Regions from separate parts of the Homo sapiens genome. Here region 1 is linked to region 2. Evidence: read pairs that join two places in POLR2A ChIA-PET (ENCODE). Cell type or tissue: PC-9. All regions are shown on one strand. Links, peaks and the distances in the headings refer to the core of each region. The heading gives the core; the rest is flanking DNA.

Evidence for each region. ChIA-PET counts read pairs that join two places held together with the same protein. Peaks named below come from ENCODE experiments on the same cell type or tissue, not always from the same donor. Only the 100,000 strongest peaks of a DNase experiment are listed, where the experiment ranks them.
Region 1: POLR2A ChIA-PET joins it to region 2 with 22 read pairs; 6 of 35 experiments call an interaction of 5 or more read pairs at or near these places.

What each region holds. Positions count from the first base shown.
Region 1 is chr12:53,489,637-53,495,660 of GRCh38, reverse strand. The region is part of intron 1 of MAP3K12 (mitogen-activated protein kinase kinase kinase 12); the gene reads left to right. Among named protein-coding and RNA genes, the nearest start is that of MAP3K12, 6.8 kb to the left of the region's middle. RefSeq lists a silencer at 2,534-2,783. In PC-9, for the core only: no CTCF peak of the experiment used is centred there; a DNase peak (open chromatin) is centred at 2,500; H3K4me3 peaks cover 1,470 bases.
Region 2 is chr12:53,646,214-53,652,237 of GRCh38, reverse strand. No RefSeq gene overlaps it. Among named protein-coding and RNA genes, the nearest start is that of ATF7-NPFF, 23 kb to the right of the region's middle. RefSeq lists a silencer at 2,899-3,193. In PC-9, for the core only: no CTCF peak of the experiment used is centred there; no DNase peak of the experiment used is centred there.

The DNA.
Region 1 (6,024 bases), core at 483-5,482, 160 kb after region 2:
GCCAGCATTTTGGGAGACCTAGACTGGTGGATCATTTGAGCCCAGGAGTTTGGAACCAGCCTGGGCAACAGAATGAGACATGGTCTCTACAATTTTTTTTTTTTTTTTTTTTTTTTTTTGAGATGGAGTCTCGCTCTGTTGCCCAGGCTAGAGTGCAGTGGCGGCGGACTACAGGTGCGCCCACCACTACGCCTGGCAAATTTTTTGTATTTTTGGTAGAAACGGGGTTTCACCATGTTAGCCAGGATGGTCTCCATTGCTGGGATTACAGGCGTGAGCAACTGCGCCTGGCCTTTTTTTTTTTTTTTTTTTTTTTTTTTTGGAGACAGAGTATTGCTCTGTCGCCTAGGCTGGAGTGCAGTGGCTCCATCTCGGCTCACTGCAGGCTCCGCCCCCTGGGTTCACGCCATTCTCCTGCCTCAGCCTCCCGAGTAGCTGGGACTACAGGCGTCCGCCACCACGCCCAGCTAATTTTTTGTATTTTTAGTAGAGACGGGGTTTCCCCATGGTAGCCAGGATGGTCTCCATCTCCTGACCTCATGATCCGCCCGCCTGGGCCTCCCAAAGTGCTGGGACTACAGACGTGAGCCACTGTGCTCGGCCTTTTTTTAATTTAGTCTGGTGTGGTGGTGAGTGCCTGTAGTCCCAGCTACTCAGGAGGCTGAAGGGGGAGGATCACTTGAGCCCAGGAGGTTGAGGCTGCAGGCAGTGAGCCGTGATCATCCCACTGCACTCCAGCCTGGGCAACAAAGCGAGACCCTGTTTCAAAAACAATACGAGCTGCAGCCAAGGGGACAGGAGGCATGGCCACGATTGATCAGAGACCTTTATCCTCTCAGGGTTTCAAAGCTTGCAGAGGTGGAATTAGGACTCCAAAGTCTTGGGTCTCCTTTCCCTTTGAAGACTCCCCTTCCTACCCCCACTCACGAGAGAAAGGGAATCATTCTCCTTTTCCTGAGTAAAAAAATGAGGTCTCAGACAGTGGAGAGCACTCAGTGTGAGAGCCCAAGATTTAGGCAGATGACCTGGCCTCTGAACTGAGCCCCTAAGACCACCAAACAGCTTAGCATTGACATTCTGCTGTTATACAAGAAGGAGCTAGAGAGAATTCAGAGAGTTTACCTGCCACAGGCTTCCAAAATCTCAGGCCAGAGAACCTAGAAGGTGGGATAGATGGGGGGTGACTTCCTACCCCACTCTACCCTGTAGCCTCCTTATGGAGTCACTTTGGGGCCACCAGCAAAGCACTGAATTAGGGCCTGTTGGGTGTCCAAAGAGCCTCCTCCCCTGGCACATGTATGGCTTAGAGATCATTCTGTCCCCTCACCCAATGTGAGGCAGAAGCACCATCAACACTTGGTAGATATGGTTGACAGTGAGTGACAGAGAGACCCACCCTCCTGTCACATTGCTGCCCTTCCCCCATGCTCTGCATAATTGATAACGGAGAGACAGCTACCCTCCCCCAGGGTGACTGAACGTCTGGGCCAGGGGCTCCTAGCCATCCTAGACGCCCCTCCAAAGCTCTGGCGCCAAGGCCCAGCCAGGGGGCAGTGGGACACAGCTGGCAGGTCAGAAATAAAGGAAACAAAAAGGGGTATGTGTGTGTGTGTTGGGAGAGAGGAATCTCCACTTTACTATAGCTCCCAGGGGCAGCAGCTTTCCCTCACTCCAGGTCAATGTGGAAGAGCCGTCAACTAGCCTGAGATCTTTCCCTTGGTCCCATCTCCTACTTCTTCAGCTATCCCCACTACCGTAAAAGACAAACAGGTGAAATGGCTTCTCTCCTTCTCTCCCCAGCTGCTGGCCCTGGATACCAGAAGGGCCTCTGGGGAAGCCTGGTGAACTGGAGGGAGGCTCGGCTGGCTGCAAGTGTCTCTGAGCATGTCACCCTTTCTATGCCTAAACCACCTAGTCGTCAAACAACCAGATGACGGCTGAAAAATTCCTTTAAAAAGCCAGGTGCTGTGCCTACTCAAAGCTCGGCTTCTAGACAGAAAAGGAGATGGGTGTTCTCCGTGTTTCTCACTCCCCTTTCATCTCCATTTTCTCAGGGTCCTCTGCTTTTCCAAACAGCTTTTCAAGCCATCCTTCTCGGGGTTGACTCCGCTTGACGCTGCTCCGGTGTCTGTATATGTCTCAGCTCCTTCCTCCTTCCTAGCTGTACCTTTCGCCTTTTCTGTGCCCTGTCTCCCTTTCTCTCATTTCCTGCTTTCCTTCCCTGTGGTACTGCACCCCCAATGCCAACCCCACAAGTCCCCTCCTGCCAACACCAGACGCCTCAGCCGAAGATCTCTCTGCATGCGGGGGCAGGGGAAGGAAGGGAACACAGATGGGGCAGACCGCTGGGTGGGGGTCCGCACCTAAGATCCTCGCAGCCATCCCGGCAACCAGCCACCTGGGCCGGCCCAGGTCAGGGGCGGGGCCCAGGCACAGCCCCGCCCCCACGTCGCGCTCACGTGATCCGGGGCTAATCTTGTCCTGGTGACTTCACGCGCCGCCTCAGGCCCAGTCGTCATGGTTACGCCGCAGCGCCCAGCGCTTCCCCCAGCCGGCCGTGTCCCTTCCCTTTCCCCACCCGGACCACCCCCTTCCGCCGCCGCGGCCCCCGCCCCAGCCACGCGCCACGTGACGGCCGGGAAGGAGGTCGGGAAGGGGGAGGGGGCGCTGTGGCCGTAACCCCTTCCTCCCCACTTTCAGCGGTCCTGACTTGGGCTTCGTCCTTCCATTGCTGGTGACCAAGCTGTCCAGGGCACGGCCCCGGCTCCTCCCCGAGGGCTCCAATCCCGCCATCCCTCCCTCCTGGCCTGCCAGGCGAGAGCGTCCCAGAGTCTTGGGCCTTGTTTCTGGGTGGTCCAGAAGCGAAGCCCGGGGTTGCGGCGGAGTGGGAGGTGGTGGGGGCGGGGAGGGAGGTTGGGGGGCAGGCAAAATCCCTTGGGTCCTCCAGACGAAATTCTCCCATATGTTGGCACTTTGCTTGGTCTGTGTTTGTCTGTAATTTGCATTGCAACCTACACCTTACCTCTTGAAGCCACAAATAACGCGTGGGATATGTTGGGGATTTGGAAGCTGAACTTTAGTGTGATTTGTGCTTTCTGGGCCTCAGTTCTCTCAAGAATATAATGGGACCAGTAGTACCTCCTTCACCTGGCTCTTCTGAGGATTCAGGGAGCTAGTTTTGTGTGTGTGTTTGCGCGCGCGCGCGCGCGCAGAGAGAGTGTGCGGGGCTTAAGGCGATCCTCCGGGGTGAGTAGAGCAGTGGTTCCACCTTACCGAGCACCTTCTGCGTGCCAGGTGCTGTTGCAAGCCATGGTTCCCTTGTGATGCGAAGTCATCTCTCTAAAGGCTGTCCAGGCTCTCAAAGGAGCCAGACGCCCGACTACATTGTCCGTCCAGTATAATGGGAACCATGATAGAGGACGCATAGTGGGGCTGTGTCAGCCCAGAAGGCGCATTAACCTAGAGCGGATCAGGAAAGAAGGACGTCCAGGATAAAGTGACACCTGGATAGAGATGAGAAGCGCCTTCCAGGCTGGGGGTGAAGCTTGAGCTTCTTTTTCTTCTTCTTCTTTTTTTTTTTTTTTTTGAAACAGAGTCTTGCTCTGTCACCCAGGCTAGAGTGCAGTGGCACAATCTCGGCTCACTGCAACCTCCACCTCCTGGGCTCAAGCGATTCTCCCACCTTAGCCTCTCAAGTAGCTGGGACCACAGGCATGCGCCACCACGCCCAGCTAATTTTTTGTATTTGTAGCAGAGACAGGCTCTCCCCATGTTCCCCAGGCTGGTCTCAAACTCCCGAGCTCAAGCGATCCGCCCACCTCGGCTTCCCAGAGTGCTGGGATTACAGGCGTGAGCCACTGCGCCCAGCAGAGCTTGAGCTTCTTAATAGCTATGGCCCTGTGGGCAGATTATTTAATACCTCTATGCCTGCCGGGCGCGGTGGCTCACGCCTGTAATCCCAGCACTTTGGGAGGCCGAGATGGGCGGATCATGAGGTCAGGAGATCGAGACTATCCTGGCTAACACGGTGAAACCCGGTCTCTACTAAACACAGAAAAAATTAGCCGGGCGTCGTGGCGGGCGCCTGTAGTCCCAGCTACTCGGGAGGCCGAGGCAGGAGAATGGTGTGAACCCGGAAGGCAGAGCTTGCAGTGAGCGGAGATCGTGCCACTGAGCTCCAGCCTGGGTGACAGTGCAAGACTCCATCTCAAAAAAAAAAAAAACCTCTATGCCTTAGTCTGTAAAACGGGGCTAATAATGCCCAGCTTACAGTTTTGAGGATTAAATATGCAAAGTGCTAATGCACCTTTACCAGAAGCTAACATACTTAGTAAGCCTGTTTTTCTTTTCTTTTCTTTTTTTTTTTTTTTTTTGAGACAGAGTCTCACTCTGTCGCCCAGGCTGGAGTGCAATGGCGTGATCTTGGCTCACTGCAACTTCCGCCTCCCGGGTTCAAGTGATTCTCCTGCTTCAGCCTCCCGAGTAGCTGGGACTACAGGCGACCGCCGCCCCACCTGGCTAATTTTTTGTATTTTAGTAGAGACGGGGTTGCACCGTGTTGCCCAGGCTGGTCTCGAACTCCTGAGCTCAAGCAATCCTCCTGTCTCAGCCTCCGAAAGTGCTAGATTACAGGCGTGAGCCACTACGCCCAGCCGTAAGCCTTCCTTAAGTTAGCCATTATCATTGGGTGTCCTGGTTCAAAAACCCGACGTGGCCAAGTTTGTTGGTGGGGGTGGTTGTTTTTTCTTTTGTGACAAGGTCTCGCTCTGTCGCTCAGGCTGCAGTTCAGTGGTGCAATCACTGCTCACTGCAGCTTCACCCTCCCAGGCTCAAGGTATCCTCCCACCTCAGACTCCTGAGTAGCTGGAACTAAAGGTGCACATCACCACACTCAGCTAATTTTTTTTTTTTTTTTGAGATGGAGTCTCACTCTGTTGCCCAGGCTGGAGTGCAGTGGTGCGATCTCGGCTCACTGCTCAACCTCCACCTCCCATGTTCATGCCATTCTTCTGCCTCAGCCTCCCGAGTAGCTGGGACTACAGGCGCCTGCCACCACACACGGCTAATTTTTTGTATTTTTTAGTAGACAGGGTTTCACCGTGTTAGCCAGCATGGTCTCGATCTCCTGACCTCGTGATCCGCCCGCCTCGGCCTCCCAGAGTGCTGGGATTACAGGCATGAGCCACTGTGCCTGGCCGGCTAATTTTTATATTTTTGTAGAGATGGCTTTTCACCATGTTGCCCAGACTGGTCTTGAACTTCCAGGCTTCAGTGATCCACCTGCCTTGGCCCCTCAAATTTCTGGGATTAAAGGTGTGAGCCACCATGCCTGGCCCAATCTGTTTTTTGTTGTTGTTGAGACACAGTCTTGTTCTGTCACCCAGGCTGGAGTACAGTGGCGTGATCTCGGCTCACTGCAACCTCCTCCTCCCAGATTCAAGCAATTCTCGTGCCTCAGCCTCCTGAGTAGCTGGGACTACAGGTGCCCACCACCACGGCCGGCTAATTTTGGAGATTTTTAGTAGAGACGGGGTTTCACCATGTTGGCCAGTCTGGTCTCAAACTCCTGACCTCAGGTGGTCCGCCTGCCTCAGCCTCCCAAAGTGTTGGTATTACAGGCATGAGCCACCACACCTGGCCCCCAATCTGTTTTAGAAAGATCCTTCTGAAGGAGCTGGGTGGAGAATTGGGGTTAGGGAGGGCACTTGGAGACCAGCTGTCCTGGGCCAGGTGAGGACAGCTAATGAGGGTTGAACTAAGGCAGTAACAGTGGGACTGGAAAATAGCATGCACTGGGTTAGAGCTTTACAAATCTAGGGTGCTTGTTAAATATGCTGATTCCAGGCCTACCACCCTCACCCCCCAGGAAAAAGTCTTCAAGGGAAAGGCCTGGTAATTATTACAAGAACTATCAGAGTTTCCCAAGCCTCCTTGTGTGCCTGTGTAATCATCTACTGAACCCTTCTAGATGTAGAGATTCCTGCCACTCCTCCCCCACTGCAATTCAGAATGTATGGCAATCAT
Region 2 (6,024 bases), core at 587-5,586:
TTTGTTTTTTGTTTTGTTTTTCTTTTGAGACTCTGTTGCCCAGGCTGGAGCGCTGTGGCACAAACATGGCTTACTGCAGCCTTGACCTCCTAGGATCAAGCAATCCTCCCATCTCAATCCCCCCAAGTAGCTGGACCTACAGGCATGTGTCACCATGCCTGGCAATTTTTTCTATTTTTTTCTAGAGATGGGGTCTCACTACGTTGCCTAGAATGGATTTCTCCCCAAATTGGTGTGTAGATTTAACACAATCCCAGTCAATGAGTCAAAATCCAGACAGGCTATTTTCTTTTTTTAGAATATGACAAGGCTGAAAAAAAAAAGAAAAAGAATATGACAAGGCTGGGCACAGTGGCTCACACCTGTTATTCCAGCACTTTGGGAGGCTGAGGCTGAGGCAGGAGGATAGCTTAAGCCCTGGGGTTCAAGTCCAGCCTGGGCAACATAGCAAGACCTTATCTCTAAGAAAAAAAGAAAAGAAAAGTAAATGACAAGCTGATTATAAAATGTACATGGAAATGCAAAGAACCCAGGATAACCAGAACTTCAGCTTTGAAAAAGAACAAAATAGGCCGGGGGCAGTGGCTTATGCCTGTAATCCCAGCACTTTGGGAGGCCAAAGCGAGTGGATCACCTGAGGTCAGGAGTTCGAGACCAGCCTGGCCAATAGGGTGAAACCCCATCTCTACTAAAAATACAAAAATTAGCCAGGCATGGTGACAGGTGCCTGTAATCCCAGCTACTCAGGAGGCTGAGGCAGGAGAATCGCTTGAACCTGGGAGGCAATGGTTGCAGTGACCTGAGATTGTGCCACTGCACTCTAGCTTGGGCAACAAGAGTGAAACTCCATCTTGAAAAAAAGAAAAAAGAAAAAGAACAAAGTTGGAGGACTGACTACTCGATTTGAAGACATATAAAGTTACGTAAGTCGAGGCAGTGTGGTGTTGAAGTAAACATAGGTAAATAGACCAATGGAAAAAAGCGGAGCCAAAAAGAGATTTACATAAGGTATGGTGGCTCATGCTGATAATCCCAGCACTTTGGGAGGCTGAGACAGGAGGATTGCTTGAGGCCAGGAGTTTGAGACCAGCCTGGGCAACATAGTGAGAGCCCATTACTACAAAAATAATTTTTATTTTATTTATTTATTTATTTATTTTGAGACAGAGTTTTCACTCTGTCACTCAGGCTGGAGTGCAGTGGAGCCATCTCAGCTCACTGCAACCTCCGCCTCCCAGGTTCAAGTGATTCTCCTGCCTCAGCCTCCTGAGTATCTGGGATTACAGGGGCCTGCCACCACGCCCAGGTAATTGTTTTTATTTTTAGTACAGACAGGGTTTCTCCATGTTGGCCAGGCTGGTTTCAAACTCCTGATCTCAGGTGATCCACCTGCCTCAGCCTCTAAAAGTGCTGGATTTACAGGCATGAGCCACTGCACCCGGCCAGGAAAAATTTCTTTTTAAATAAGCTGGGTGTGGTGGTATGTACCTGTAGTCCCAGCTGTTCTGGAGGCTGAGGCAGGAGGATCATCTACTGGGGATGCTGAGGCAGGAGGATCATTAAGCCCAGAGTGCAAAGCTGCAATGAGCTATGGTGGTGCCACTACACTCCATCCTGGGTGACAGAATAAGTCTCTGCCTCAAAAAAAAAAAAACCTTACATATGTATGATCAATTGAATTTCAGCAAAGGTGCCACGGTAATTCAAATAGGGGAAAAGATAAACTTCAACAAATGGTTCTGGAGCAATATGCAAAATAAAGCCACCTTGCTGTTCATCTCTCAATATGTACAAAAATTGTCTCAAAACGTCAACATGAATTATACACATAAATGTAAGAGCTGTAAAACTGCTAGAAGAAACTATAGAAAATTTTAGTAACTTGGGTTTGGCAAAGATTTCTTAAATATTACCGAAAAAGCACAAATGCAATTTCTCTGTCTCTCTCTCTCTCTGTCTCTCTCTCTCTCTATATATATATATATTATATATTATATTATATATATTATATTATATATATAATATATATATTATAATTATATATTATATATTATATAATATATATTATAATTATATAATTATTATATATATTATATAATATATAATATATATAATTATATATTATATAATATATTATAAATATAATATATTATATATTATATAATATATTATAAATATAATATATTATATATATTATATAATATATTATATATAATATAATATATTATATAATATATATATTATATATATATATACTTCTTACCTCAAGCAATCCTCCCACCTTGGCCTCCAGAGTGCTGGGATTACAGGTGTGAGCCACCGTGTCTTATGTTACATAAGGGAATAAGAGGAAGACAAAGATATTTGCCTGATACATGTAATGGTTAATATTAGGTGTCAACTTGACTGGATTGAGGGATGTCTAGATGCCTGGTAAAGTATTGTTCCTGGATGTGTATGTGTTGGTGTTGTCAAAGGAGACTGACATTTGAGTCAGTGGACTGGGAGAGAAAGACCCACCCTCAGTATGGGTGGACACCATCCAACCAGCTGCCAGTGCAGCTAGAACAAAGCAGGCAGAAGAAGGGGGAATAAGGTTGCTTGCTGAGTCTTTTTTTTTTTTTTTTTTTTGAGAAAGAGTCTTGCCCTACTGCCCAGGCTGGAGTGCAGTGGTGCAGTCTCTGCTCACTGCAACCTCCGCCTCCTGGGTTCAACCGATTCTCCTGCCTCAGTCTCCGCAGTAGCTGAGACTACAGGTGCATGCCACCACACCCGGCTAATTTTTGTATGTTTTTAGTAGAGACAGGGTTTCACCATCTTGGCTAGGCTGGTCTCAGCCTCCTGACCTCAAATGATCCACCCACCTCAGCCTCCCAAAGTGCTGGGATTATAGGCATGAACCACCATGCCCAGCCTCTTGCTGAGTCTTCTGGCTGTCTCTCTCTTCCTATGTTGGACACTTGCTTCCTCTCCTCCTGCCCTTGGATGTCAGACTGCAGGTTATTTGGCCTTTGGACTCTGGGACTTGCACCAGCGGCCTCCCGGGGGCTCTCGGGCCTTTGGCCTCAGACTGAGGGCTGCACTGTTGGCTTCCCTAGTTTTGAGGCTTTCAGACTTGGACTGAGCCACACTACCGGCTTCTCTTTCCCCAGCTGGCAGATGGCCCATTGTGGGACTTTGCCTTGTGATCATGTGAGCCAATTCTCCCTAATAAACTTTTTTTTTGTTTTTTTTGTTTTTTTTTTGAGGCAGAGTCTAGCTCTGTTGCCCAGGCTGGAGTGCAGAGGCACGATCTCGGCTCACTGCAACCTCCACCTCCCAGATCTCAGCTCACTGCAACCTCCACCTCGCAGGTTCAAGCAACTCTCCTGCCTCAGCCTCCCAAGTAGCTGGGATTACAGGCGCCCGCCACCACGCCTGTCTACTTTTTTGTATTTTTAGTAGACACGGGGTTTCACCATGTTGTCCAGGCTGGTTTCAAACTCCTGATCTCAAGTGATCTGCCCGCTTTGGCCTCCCAAAGTGCTAGGATTACAGTTGTGAGCCACCGTGCCCAGCCAATAAACTTCTTTTATATATACATATGGCTTATTGGTTCTATCCCTCTGGAGAACCCTGACTAATATAATACATATACATATATAAAGAGAGAGAGGTGTGTGTGTGTGTGTGAGTGTGTGTATACATACACAAGCATATTTATAACAAAATAAAGAGGAATACACATAACATTATTACAGTCCTCATTTCTGTAACTGGTTACGTGGTTGTAGCTGTTATTGATAACTACCTTCTTCAAGTACCCATTCCTTTTGACTTCAGAAAGCACTTCAGCTGGTCATGTTTCTTTACCTGGTAGAGTGACCCAAACCTTCATACCTGAATGGTCTGAACCATTAGTAATCCTTCCTGGATTGGGTTGTTGTAGTTTGCCATTGACCTTAATTACAAGGCATGGTAATACTAAGAGACACTTTAAGAGATCTCCTGTATTCTAGATATACTATTCCTTAACTTCAATGTTCAGTAACAGTCCAATTTCGCCTTGGTAGTTGGGATCAATCACCCCAACCAGCACAGTGATTCCCTTCTTTGGCTGTTGATTCAGAGGCATGAGGAGTCCATGTGGCAGGTGTCCTGTGAACAGCTAGCAGTCTTAACTTCTATTTCAGTAGAATCATTGTTGTGTCTCCTAGCAAAAGCATTCTTTCCTTTGGAAGTAAGACCTCTAGGCCAGCAAACCATAAGGTTGCAGGAATTGGAAGCAAAATTTTCTAGGGTGGCCGGGTTTGGTGGCTTACGCCTATAATCCCAGCACTTTGAGAGGCTGAGATGGGTAGATCACCTGAGGTCAGGAGTTCAAGATTAGCCTGGCCAACATGGTGAAACCCCGTCTCTACTGAAAATACAAAAATTAGTCGGACATGGTGTTGTCCACCTGTAATCCCAGCTCCTCAGGAGACTGAGACGGGAGAATTACTTGAACCCAGGAGGCAGAGGTTTCAGTGAGCCGAGATCATGCCACTGCACTCCAGCCTGGGCGACAGAGCAAGACTCTGTCAAAAAAAAAAAAAATTTTTTTTTTTTGCCAGGGGGATACTAGGGGGTTACTAGGGGTAACAGTGAGTGGTGTCACTCCCATTTCTACCCCTTGACTCCTGGACCTGTGAATCTTGTCTATGGAGAAAATAACATCATATATTGGACACTGATTCAACTCATATCTCCTTCTGGAGAAACTTGCCCCAGCTCTTACTTATATATTACCACCTAGCTGGAGCTGTAACTGAGTTTCCAAAAGGTCATTCCACCATTCTATCAAACCAGCTATTGCAGGATGGTGGGGAATATGTTAAAACTAGTGAATTCCATGAGCACAGATTCATTGGTGTGCTTATTTTGCTGTGAGGTGAGTTCCTTGATCAAAAGCAATGCTGTGTGAAATACCAGGATGGTGGATAAGCCATTCTATAAGTCTACTGATGGTAGTTTTGGCAGAAGCATTGCATTCAGGGAAGGCAAATCTGTATCTATAGTGTCTGTTCCAGTAAAAACAAAAGCTACTCCTTCCATGATAGAAGCTGTCCAATGTAATCAATCTGCCTCCAGGGAGCTGGCTTATCACCCTAGGAAATTGGCCATAGTGGGGACTTAGTGTTGGTCTCTGCTGCTGGCAGATTGGGCACTCAGCAGCAGTGGTAGCCTGGTTGTCCCTGGTGAGTGGAAGTCTATGTTAAAGAGCCCATGCATAAGTTCCATTCCTGCCACCATGGCCATTTTGTTTATTAGCCCATTGGACAATGACAGGGGTGGCTGGGAAAGAGGGCTGACTGGCATCCATAAAATGGGTCACCATATCCACTTAATTTGTTTTTCTTTTTTTTTTATTATACTTTAAGTTCTAGGGTACATGTGCACAATGTGCATGTTTGATACATAGGTATACATGTGCCATGTTGGTTTGCTGCACCGATCAACTCGTCATTTACATTAGGTATTTCTCCTAATGCTATCCCTCCCCCAGCCCCCCACCCCCTGACAGGCCCCGGTGTGTGATGTTCCCCGCCCTGTGTCCAAGTGTTCTCATTGTTCAATTCCTACCTATGAGTGAGAGCATGCAGTGTTTGGTCCTCTGCCTTTGTGATAGCTTGCTGAGAATGATGGTTTCCAGCTTCATCCACGTCCCTGCAAAGGACATGAACTCATCCTTTTATATGGCTGCATAGTATTCCATGGTGTATATGTGTCACATTTCTTAATCCAGTCTATCATTGCCGGACATTTGGTTCCAAGTCCTTGCTACTGTGAATAGTGCTGCAACAAACATACATGTGCATGTGTCTTTATAGTAGCATGATTTATAATCCTCTGGGTATATACCCAGGAATGGGACTGCTGGGTCAAATGGTATTTCTAGTTCTAGATCCTTGAGGAATTGCCACGCTGTCTTCCACAATGGTTGAACTAGTTTACATTCCCACCAACAGTGTAAAAGCATTCCTGTTTCTCCACATCCTCTCCAGC